4 separate regions of the Homo sapiens genome follow, and all the other regions are linked to region 2. The links are chromatin contacts, found by Hi-C or POLR2A ChIA-PET in ENCODE. All regions are on one chromosome and are shown on one strand. The core of a region is the stretch at or near the end of the contact, and the rest is flanking DNA. Distances in the headings are between cores, read along the strand shown. Region 1 overlaps CAMTA1 (calmodulin binding transcription activator 1). Region 2 has its middle 19 kb from the start of LINC01672. Region 3 overlaps CAMTA1 (calmodulin binding transcription activator 1). Region 4 overlaps DNAJC11 (DnaJ heat shock protein family (Hsp40) member C11).

Evidence for each region. A loop is a pair of places that touch in the nucleus more often than their neighbours do. ChIA-PET counts read pairs that join two places held with the same protein, here RNA polymerase II (POLR2A). Pooled maps may share reads with other maps.
Region 1: a loop to region 2 is called in a pooled map, with 4 times the contacts of the local background. The contact joins two enhancer-like sites. A Hi-C loop is called at or near these places in 1 of 168 maps with a recorded cell type or tissue (aorta) and 4 of 50 pooled maps. POLR2A ChIA-PET finds 5 or more read pairs at or near these places in 1 of 52 experiments (HEK293).
Region 3: a pooled map shows a loop between it and region 2 (2.8-fold over the local background). The contact joins two enhancer-like sites. A Hi-C loop is called at or near these places in 2 of 50 pooled maps. POLR2A ChIA-PET finds 5 or more read pairs at or near these places in 2 of 52 experiments (H1 and PC-3).
Region 4: POLR2A ChIA-PET joins it to region 2 with 11 read pairs in Panc1. The contact joins two enhancer-like sites. POLR2A ChIA-PET finds 5 or more read pairs at or near these places in 2 of 52 experiments (Panc1 and activated CD4-positive, alpha-beta T cell).

Annotation. Positions count from the first base shown.
Region 1 is chr1:6,858,836-6,861,535 of GRCh38, forward strand. All of the region lies in intron 3 of CAMTA1 (calmodulin binding transcription activator 1), which reads left to right. Among named protein-coding and RNA genes, the nearest start is that of CAMTA1, 75 kb to the left of the region's middle. Within about 2 kb of position 1,341, at least 9 of the 41 ENCODE cell types and tissues checked have a DNase peak (open chromatin) inside an H3K27ac peak, as active enhancers do.
Region 2 is chr1:6,742,556-6,745,255 of GRCh38, forward strand. No RefSeq gene overlaps it. Among named protein-coding and RNA genes, the nearest start is that of LINC01672, 19 kb to the left of the region's middle. Within about 2 kb of position 1,381, at least 22 of the 41 ENCODE cell types and tissues checked have a DNase peak (open chromatin) inside an H3K27ac peak, as active enhancers do.
Region 3 is chr1:6,821,312-6,824,011 of GRCh38, forward strand. The region is part of intron 2 of CAMTA1 (calmodulin binding transcription activator 1); the gene reads left to right. Among named protein-coding and RNA genes, the nearest start is that of CAMTA1, 37 kb to the left of the region's middle. Within about 2 kb of position 1,345, at least 5 of the 41 ENCODE cell types and tissues checked have a DNase peak (open chromatin) inside an H3K27ac peak, as active enhancers do.
Region 4 is chr1:6,665,673-6,668,372 of GRCh38, forward strand. DNAJC11 (DnaJ heat shock protein family (Hsp40) member C11) reads right to left here. Exons shown (of 16, transcript NM_018198.4): 4 at 2,037-2,138. Among named protein-coding and RNA genes, the nearest start is that of DNAJC11, 35 kb to the right of the region's middle. Within about 2 kb of position 1,436, at least 3 of the 41 ENCODE cell types and tissues checked have a DNase peak (open chromatin) inside an H3K27ac peak, as active enhancers do.

The sequences.
Region 1 (2,700 bases), core at 91-2,590, 120 kb after region 2:
CATTCCTTTGTCTAAAAAAATAATATGGATGTTTTAAGACCATTCAGTCATAACTGGAAGCTGCCTTATAGTTAAAGGACTTTACATATTAATGAAGAAAGGGAACATACAAATCATTATGTCCTTTTTGCCATAGATTGCTGTCCCCTCCCATAGAAATTATCTTATTATATTTTATTACAACAGTGTATGTAAAATATATACTTATAAAAGTAATAAATGGTCTTTGAAAAATTCTAATAACAGGAGTGTAGAGATTATAAACTGATTTTATCCTAAAATTGTACATCCTAGGAGATAACCATTGTGAGCAATTTGATTTATATCCTTTTTTGGACTTTACAAATGCTTGTGTAAATCGCGTGTGTGTTGTATGTATATATGTTTGAGTGTACATACAAGAGGAATCATATACAGCTTCCCTGTTTTTTCCTCCCCATTTATACACCATGTTGTGGACATTTTTGTGTCAGTGCCTGTGTGTGGGTATGTGTGTGCATAAAGACATAGCACGGGTATGCCATAAAAAGTTTTCAGCCAATCCCTTATTGGTTGTCGTCATATTTTGCTCTTACAATAAGTGATGCACTTAACATCTCCAGTTATGTTCTAGGACAGAAGTGCTTGTCAGAGTGTAAATATTTGACATATGCCCTTAGAAATGTTGTACCAGGCCAGGTGCAGTGGCCACTCCTGTAATTCCAGCAGTTTGAAAGGTCTGGGCAGAAGGATCACTTGAGCCCAGGAGTTCAAGACCAGCCTGGGCAACATAGGGAGACCTGGCTTTACACAAAATAAACAAAATTAGCTGGGCATGGTTGTGCGTTCCTGTGGTCCCAGCTGCTCGGGAAGCTAAGGTGGGAGGATCACTTGAGCCCAGGAAGTCGAGGCTGCAGTGAGCTGTGATCGTGCGAGTGCACCCCAGCCTGTGCAACAGAGTAAGTCCGTGTCTCAAAAAAAAGAAAAGAAAAGAAATGTTGTAGAATACCAATTTGGACTCTCATTAGCTAAAAGTGAGAGCATCCATTTCCCCAAACCCTTACCAATGGTAAGTGTTGTCAGTCTTTTAAATCCTTTCTCAGCCCAACAGGTAGAAGACTCAGATCTCCTTTTAATTTACATTTCTTTGTATATTCCTGCAATTTAGCATGGTTTGACCATTTATGCTATTTTTTTGGATATGTTACTTTTTATAATAGTCTTCAGTCTTTTTTTCTAGTAGGTTCTTCGTTCTTTTTCTTTCTGATTTCTGTTTTTCTTTTAAAAGAAGTATGTATAATATTTCTCCCTTTAGTCATCTGTATTTCAGTCTTAGTTTTCTTAACTCATTATGTCCTCATGCCAATCCTATGAGTCATGCTCCCAAACTCTGAATCTTTTTGGCCTTGATGGCATGTGTACTTGGTCTTTCCCACACCAGTAATTAAGTATTCTCCCTAGATTTTCTTCTTTGTTTTGAATTTTTATCCTTAGATGTTTAATATAGCTGAACTTTTTTTATATGTGAATGGGATGAGTTAGAGCTCTAATTTCATTTTTCTCCAAATAAGATGGTTATTATTGAGTCATTGATCATTTTCTACTGATTTGAGATGTTGCCATTACCATGTGCTAAGTTTCCACAAATATGTGGTTTTTTACCTGAACTCCTTGTTCATTGATCTGTTTATTCTGTGCCTACAAAATTACCACATTGTTTTTTCTTTCCTTATACACTGATTTAGTTTTTGTCATTCTAACATATTGTAAAGAGGAAAGTATTGCTCCTATTCTGTTCTTAAAGGTCTATCAGGGCCGGGCGCAATGACTCACACCCGTAATCTCAGCACTTTGGGAAGTCGAGGTGGGCGGATTACTTGGAGGTCAGGAGTTCAAGACCAGCCTGGCCAACATGGTGAAACCCCATCTCTACTAAAAATACAAAAAATTAGCCTGGCGTGGTGGTGCATGCCTGTAATCCCAGCTACTTGGGAGGCTGAGGTGGGAGAACTGCTTGAACCCGGGAGGCAGAAGTTGTAGTGACCCCAGATTGTGTCATTGCCCTCCAGCCTGGGTGACAGAGTGAGACTCCATCTCAAAAAAACAAAACAAAAAAACCAAAAAACTGTCAGAAGTGGAGTGTGACTTACTTTTTTTTTTTTTTTTTTGGGTCAGAGTCTTGCCCTGTCACCCAGGCTGGAGTGCAGTGGTGTAATCTCAACTCACTGCAACCTCCACCTCCCGGGTTCAAGTGATTCTCGTGGCTCAGCCTCCCAAGTAGCAGGCACATGCCACCACGCCCGGCTAATTTTTGTGTTGTTGGTAGAGATGGGGTTTCACCTCGTTGTCCAGGCTGTTCTTGAACTCCTGACCTCAAGCGATCCGCCCGCCTTGGCCTCCCAAAGTTCTGGGATTACAGGCATGAGCCACTGCGCCTGGCCATGGAGTGTGACTTTACAGTAGAGATTCATTTGTCTAACATCTCTGTTACTGGTTTCAGTAAGATCACATCATCTTTTTTGTCCTTTGGCAGCAGAAGTTGTAGGTTAACGAAAACTAAAGCAACTTTTCTTGTCACTGAGATGGAATTGAAATGATCTCTAACCCATACTTCTTCAGCCATGACTTCTCACATCTTAGAACACATTAAAAATAAGAATATTTGTAGGACGTACTGGAGAATGAATGAGTATCCTTGAGGTCAGAAACCACTGGTCAGGG
Region 2 (2,700 bases), core at 131-2,630:
ATTATAATTATATAATATATAATTATACATATTAAATTATAAATTTTATATAAATATAATTATAATTATATATTAATATATTTATATTTACATAAATATATTTATAATTAATTATAAATATATTTATATATTATATATTTATATATTTATTTATATATAATATGTATTTATATAAATATATATATTTGTATATATCATATATTATATGATATATATATAAAGGGGAGTTTATTAAGTATTAACTCACACCATCACAAGGTCCCACAACAGGCCATCTGCAGGCTGAGGAGCAAGAAGAGCCAGTCCGAGTTCCAAAATTGAGGAACTTGGGAGTCTGATGTTTCGAGGGCAGGAAGCATCCAGCACAGGAGAAAGACGAAGGCTGGGAGGTAAGCCAGTCTCTCTTTCCACATTTTTCTGCCTGCTTACTTTCTAGCCGAGCTGGCAGCTGATTAGATGGTGCCCACCCAGATTAAGGGTGGGTCTGCCTTTCCCAGCCCACTGACTCAAACGTTAATCTCCTTTGGCAACACCCTCACGGACACACCCAGGATCCATACTCTGTATCCTTCAATCAAGTTGACACTCAGTCTCAACCATCACAACACCTGATGCAAAGTCACAGGCCGTTGGCTTTCATGCCCACCTGTATGGTAAGGCCAGGATTCAGAAAATGTTCCTCAGTCCCCAAACCAGGACCTCACCACACCCGAGTCACCACTGCCAACCCCCAACTCCCATCCCTATTTGCCCTCTGTGCCTGGCGGGGGGTTGGGGGAGTTTGTTTTGTTCCTCAAAATGTGGTCCATGGGCCAGCTGCGTCGGCATACCTGGGCACTTGTTGGAAAGGCGGGATCTCGGCCCCACCCTAGATCAGCTTAATCAGAATCTGCATTGTAACCAGAGCCCCCTCAGTGAGTCACGTGCACAGTGGAGTTTAAGAAGCTCCTCCCTCCAGGACCCTGCTCCACCTGGGCTGTCTTCTCACACCTATTTCTCCTCTTCTTCTGCCACCTCCGCAGGTGTCTCGGCTTGGATTCCTGCAGCTCGGGAGGACACATTAGGGAAATGTCTATGATGCTCTTTCTGCCTTAGCTTGTTAGAGTTGGCAGCAGAAGAGGCCCCTCCTGGTAGCGCTCGGCTGGGCCCTGCAGCTGGCTGGGGGAGGCCTCTCTGTGGCCACACGCCTGAGGTCTGGGCTGGTTCCCCTTGCTGCTGCCTCTCTCCTGGGTGGACAGTGGTCTAGAGCTGTGCTGGGGGCCCCGTCCTTCCTCCTATGCACCAGGCTCAGCGAGAGGCAAAGGCGAAGGTGTGAAATGACTTTGACCTTGGTGTTTAGGCAGATCCCTCTCACTCTGAAAGTGCTTCAACATGTTGGCCTGGTACGTTCCGAGCACTGTGGAGTTTTGGCAGAGTGGCCGATAAGTATTTTTAGTTCCTTCCTCCTTAATGTTTGCCAGAAAACCACAGTCATTACTCATGAGGAGGAGAAGTTTCCTCCCTCCCAGGCTCCAGAAGAGTCCGGGCTTGCCCTCAGATGCCCACTGAGCTGCCCCTGCCTGGGCTTCTAAGCTGTCTTTGAAATCAACATAATGCTAACACCTACAATAAAGCAGGATACCATATATTTTTTAATAGACTAAGACCTGAGCTTTTTTTTGTTAATTAATTTGGTGTTTTTTTTTTTTTTTTTTTTTTGAGATGGAGTCTTGCTCTGTTACCAGGCTGGAGTGCAGTGATGCGATCTCAGCTCACTGCAACCTCCACCTCCTGGGTTTAAGCAATTCTCCTGCCTCAGCTTCCCGAGTAGCTGGGACTACAGACGCGAACCACCATGCCCAGCTAATTTTTTGTATTTTTAGTAGAGATGGGGTTTCACCATGTTGGCCAAGCTGGTCTTGAACTCCTGACCTCAGGTGATCTGCCCACCTCGGCCTCTCAAAGTGCTAGGATTACAGGCATGAGCCACCGCACCCGGCCTTTTTTTTTTTTTTTTTTTTTGAGATGGGGTCTCACTCTGTCACCCGGGCTGGAATGCAGTGGCACCATCTCAGCTCATTACAACCTCTACTTCCCAGGCTTAAGTGATCCTCCCACCTCAGCCTCCTAAGTAACTGGGACCACAGTCATGCGCCACCACGCCTGGCTAATTTTTGCGTATTTTGTAGAGATGGGGTTTCATTACGTTGTCCAGGCTGATCTTGGACTCCTGAGCTCAAGTGATCCTCCCTCCGTGGCCTCCCAAAGTGTTGGGATTACAGGTGTGAGCCAGCTTGCCTGGCCCAATTTATTTGTTAAAATTCTAGTAAAATATACCTATCATAAAATGTAATATTTTAATATTTTAACCACTTTTTTTTTTTGAGACGGAGTTTTGCTCTTGTCGCCCAGGCTGGAGTGCAATGGCGCAATCTTGGCTCACTGCAACCTCCACCTCCCGGGTTCAAGCCATTCTCCTGCCTCAGCCTCCCGAGTAGTTGGGATTATAGGCATGTGCCACCACGCGCGGCTAATTTTGTATTTTTAGTAGAGACGGGTTTTCTCCATGTTAGTCTGGCGGGTGTCCAACTCCCAACCTCAGGTGATCCGCCCACCTGGGCCTCCCAAAGTATTGGAATTACAGGTGTGAGCCACCGCTCCAGTCCTATTTTAACCACTTCTAAGTATACCATTCAGTGGCATAAGTATATTCACAGTTGT
Region 3 (2,700 bases), core at 95-2,594, 79 kb after region 2:
TGGATATATGGTGATTTGAAGGCCTTAGGTTAGTAATGGCTGTATTTGCTGCTGTGAGCATTATGCTGACTTGAATATAACAATATATGTTTATGTTTTCAGTTCCTATCCTACTAATTAAATCTAAGCACATAATAATTAGAGCTAAACAGAAAATTGTAGAGCTTCCTTTTGATTTTACTACTCCATGTTGTTGATCAAAGATATTCCCAATAAGATTTAGCAATTTGATACACTGTTATACCAAACTGTTTGAACAGTTTGGTCTAGAGTTTGAAAGATTAATCGTAATCAACTTGAATGAATAACAGTGTTCATCATTATTCATAGAACCAACATTATTTTTTATTATGAATCAAAGTAAAATGAATGTATCATTTCTAGATTAGTTAATATAGTTATAATTTACCTTGGCAGAAGTCACAGAATTTTCGAAGGAAAAGGTCAAATACATTTCTTTGGATTTAAGTAAAGGATTTGGCAATGTGAATCTCATTTTTTTGAAACAAAACATGAAAACAGTAATTCTGCTTTTTGTCTAAGTGAATGAGCATTTTTTTGCATATTGGAAAGTTATATTATACTACACCTTGTAGGTTGACTAGAAAGGATGGTTCGTTCTTTAGAATTAGAGTTGTCAGTCAAGCAAATCATCTGTCATTTTCAAGAGCCTCACTAGTTATTTTTTTATTGTGAAGTAGGTTAGAAAATTATTTTGTAAAGTCTAATACCATACACATATATTTTGTTAGATAATGATAATGAAGTGTTTTACTGTCATTTGGTTGACACTCCCACTTTTCAGTGTCAAAGTTCAACTATTTGTATTGAATACTGAATAATGCAGTGGAAACCAGTATATGCCTTAATTTTACTGTTCACTCAAGATACTATTATTAGGATTTGAAAACTGGTGCATGTGTTTAGTTATTTTATCATTCTTAGTTATCCCAAAACATTAAAAAGCAGATTTTAATTTAAAAACAGATTTTTATGCAGTATAGCCATGTAAAGTTCTTTTCCAGTGTAAAATCAAAGTTTCTCTGTATCCCACTTCACCTGTAGAAACACTGAAATTTAAAAATATGAGTTTTAACATTTTGCCTATTTGAAATTCCAGTAATTCTTTTCTCAGTATTAAACTCGCAATCCTTATAATGTAGTAGGAAAATTTACCCATTGTTATGTTTCTTAAAAACATCCAGTTTATATTCAGCGTGAACCTAAAATTCTGGAAATGGTACACTTTAAAAACTGATCAAGGGGAACCCACTGGCCAGTCATATTCCTGTTCCTTTTGACTCTGTGGCCACACCTCCGTGTAAAGTGTAATGTTTAGAAACTAGATTGAGAGAGTGCTTACACAGCCCTGCCCTTTGGTCACATTTACCACTGCCTGATTTGGTATCAGAGTGGAAGACTGAAGCCTTTTCTATAGCAGTTAATTGTGCTGTTGAGAAGAGTACCTTTATTACATAAATACCACACACACACACACACACACACACACACACAAACACACACACACGCACACTCTTTATATACCGCACAGTAGCTGGGTTCCTCGAAGAGGCTAAAAGAACAGAAAATTAACATCAGATTGTGATCACAAACATAGAAGCTGGGGTTTAAAACTCTGCTCGTAAGTGTTCAGAATTGTACTTCAAACTGATAGCTTTCTCAGAGATATGGCTATTCATATACAATTCAGAGCAAGCCCATCCATTGAGCAACCAGTATAGTGCCGTTTTCATAAAAGGTACCTGTAAATGTTGAATATTTGAATTGAGTATAGATTTTAGAATTTCACCTCTATTTTCAGAATTGTACATATCATGGGGGATTTTAAAAAATGGAAATAAAAGTACTTTAGGGGAAGAGAGAAGGGAGGTAAAGGCTCACGTGATCTGGTATTCTCTGCTTTAAAGTTTTATGGCCCGTGGAACCTCCCTCGGGAGGATGAAGTGCAGGGAGCATAAGCACATAAGATTACCGAGGTTTTATAGTGTGTAATTCATACAGAACTTTCTATGAACTTTCTTTTAGTTGAACAGTTTCCTTTTGGTTTCACAGGAAGATTTTTTGAAAGGTTTAATCTTATTTTCCTATTAAATTAAAATTTGAAATTCTTGAAAGCAGTCAGTTTTTAGGTTTTTAAAGTTTTTATACTGCTTATAGAAATAGAGGATGGGTATTATAATTCAATTGGTTATGTAGTTCATGGACCAAAAAAGATTTAGTATGCCAAAACTCTCTTAAGTTCATCTCCATAAAATCTTTCTATATGATGTAGTAAATTTTTTAGACTTTATTTCTATGCCCAATATTTTCCTTTTAAGATCTTTTCCTTGAGAAGAAGTGTGTTAATCAGATGAAAAATGTTTGGAGAGGATTTTGTGACCTTAGAAAATATTTTTTGTTCTTTGATGTTTTTCATCTGTTCAAAAAAATAGACTGTACTGAACAAAGCCGTAGTAAATAACTGGAAAAAGATATTGTTGTATTTCACTTTTAAGATTATTAACCAATGCCTGTATACTTATGTAAGGTTGCTTAATTGTAAGGCCTATTAAGTTATTTAATGACAGTAAATTTTATAGGGATTTGTGTCTGGAGAAGAATTAGAGATAATCTAATCTTGTTGATTTGGGAAAACTGAAACTATTAAGTAACTTACCCAAGGTCACACAATTAGAAAGT
Region 4 (2,700 bases), core at 186-2,685, 77 kb before region 2:
CATTTGCATAGAGTCCCAATAAGCAACTGCCACACACCCCCAGATGGCCGATTTGATCATGGGACACGGATGCAGGATGATAGTGAGGTTCTCTTTCCCTTTCACTGCTCCTAACACAGCAAACCTCCAGCCAGAACATCAAAAACACCAAAGGAACAGCCTGCTCTTGCCAGGCACCCCCACCTCCCCCATCCCACCTCCATCTGCCAATACCGACCTTCCAAGCCAGACCTCCCTCCGGGCACCTGGCTGGGAGATCCAAGCAGGAACCATGAGCACAGCTCAGGGCACCTCGGAGATTTTCAACTCTCCCAATTATCCTAAACTCCCTGGCTCGGTTCACCCAGGGTTTTGATTCTCTACCTCCATCTGACCAAAAGGTAACCCTGCACTTCTGTTGAGGGGGAGAGTGAGTAGATGGGAGCAGAGGTGTTACCATTTTCAAATATACACTTTTTTCCCAAGAGAATTAAATCATTTATTGATTACACATGATAATGAGTGATACACAAGCTTCATTCCCATCCATAATTTTATCTGGTCAGATATACTTTGAAATGTGGGATTCAAAGAGATGGACATGTTCTGGATATATGGTCCTTTAAATGCTGTATGGGTCTTAAATAAACTGCTTTCCGGAATGTATTTCATCAGAGGTTTATCTTACTGTGCATCCCAGTTTAAGCCAGCATTTGTTTTTTTTCTTTCTTTTCTTTTTTTTTTTTTTTTTTTGAGATGGAGTCTCACTCTGTTGTCCAGGCTGGAATGCAGTGGCATGATCTTGGCTCACCACAACCTCCACCTCCCTGGTTCAAGCTATTCTCCTGTCTCAGCCTCCCAAGTAGCTGAAATTACTCGGGAGGCTGGTGGCCATGCACCACCATGCCTGGCTAATTTTTTTGTATTTTTAGTAGAGATGGGGTTTCACCATATTGCCCAGGCTGGTCTCGAACTCCTGACCTCAGGTGATCTGCCCGCCTCTGCCTCCCAAAGTGCTGGGATTATAGGAGTGAGCCACCGCACCCGGCCTATTCTATTCCTTTACAAGGTTTAAAGAAAATAATAATGCTACTTATAACTTTGTATGGCTTCTGCTCTCCTTCCAACAACGTTGATGATTTGACACAGATCATGGGAGAAGAGGCTGATGGAAGACCGGGGAGCTCCCAGCTCCTTATCATGACAGATACAGGCTCTCTGCCAGGCCATCCTGGCCACAGTGATAGGGTCTGGCCATTGAGCCCTCTTTTTAAACACAGCTGAACAGTACACCGGGCCATGTTTCATTAGCCATTCAGTGCAACTGGAATCTCAAAGTGACCAAGCTATCCTACTTGCCACAGAGCTGGGGCACACGTGCAGAACAACCTCCCCAGCAAACTGAAAGGAAAAAGAGAGCACACTTAGCATTGAAAAGTAACTCTGACTCAGTATTTAAAGGACTTAAACTCCATCGGTGATCTGGGACACCGATGCTGCTCAAACAACCCAGTGACCGGTGGTCACGGCACCAATGCCCTGGGGTGATGTGAGCAGGGACTTCTGCTCAAGGCCATGTGGACATGCCCTGAGCCCTCTGCATTATTTGGCTCTCCGTATCCTAACGGGTAAGCAAGGACTTCTGCTGCCTCAATGCTTAGGTGGTTAGGTGGCTGTCCTCTGCCCTGCCTGCCTCTGTCCTCTGATTTCCAGTGTCAAGGACTTGGGCAGCACAGTTGGAGGAAACAGCCTTCAGTGACTAGCCTGTATATCTGCTTGGCGAAACTCCCAGACTTCTGGAAAAAACAGGGGACTGGTTTTGTCTTCCCTCCACATGGTACAAAACCTCCTGGAGATGAGCAGCAGTGTGGCTGATGGCTACCAGGGAGGTGTTTTCCAGAAAGATACAACTTTGACATAATATAAGCTAAATTTTGTCCCACCAGCTTGTATGTTTTTACTTTAACAATCCACCAGCACCTCATTATTTCAGACCTGGCTTCTAGTTATGAGGCCTTTTCATGAAGTGTCCTCATGAAACGTGGCCCCTGGCTTACCTTGGGATTGGTTCGCTGCTGCAATCTCCTCTCTTCTCTCTCTCTCTGCAGCCGCTCAAACTCCTCTCGAATTTCAGCAGGGGTTCTCCTCCTTTCCACAACCTATGCACAGAATCAAGATGGGAAGACAGTTGAGGACCCAGGAGGTAAGGGAAACGTACACAAAGAGCTGCAGCCATTGATTTTGGTGTGTGCATGCTGCCTGGGGTCCGGCCACAGCCTTTCCTCAGGAAGGACCCCAAACCATGAGTTCCACCATCCGATGGCTCAGGCCTGGGTGAGGGAGAGCTCACTGCCCTCCTGGCCCTTCCCAAGGTTGAAATGAGTTTTCACTCAGCTCTCCAGAGTGACTTAAACATTCTTTATTTTAGCAACTTATCTCTGAGGCTGCAGAAATCTTACAAGGAAAATGTCACCTTATGAATTTCTTTCTTTTTTTTCTTTTTTGAGACGGAGTCTCGCTCTGTCGCCCAAGCTGAAGTGCCGTGCATTATCTCAGCTCACTGCAAGCTCCGCCTCCTGGGTTAACACCATTCTCCTGCCTCAGCCTCCTGAGTAGCTGGGACTACAGGCGCCCGCCACCACCCCTGGCTAATTTTTTTTTGTATTTTTAGTAGAGACAGGGTTTCACCATGTTACCCAGGATGGTCTCAATCTCCTGACC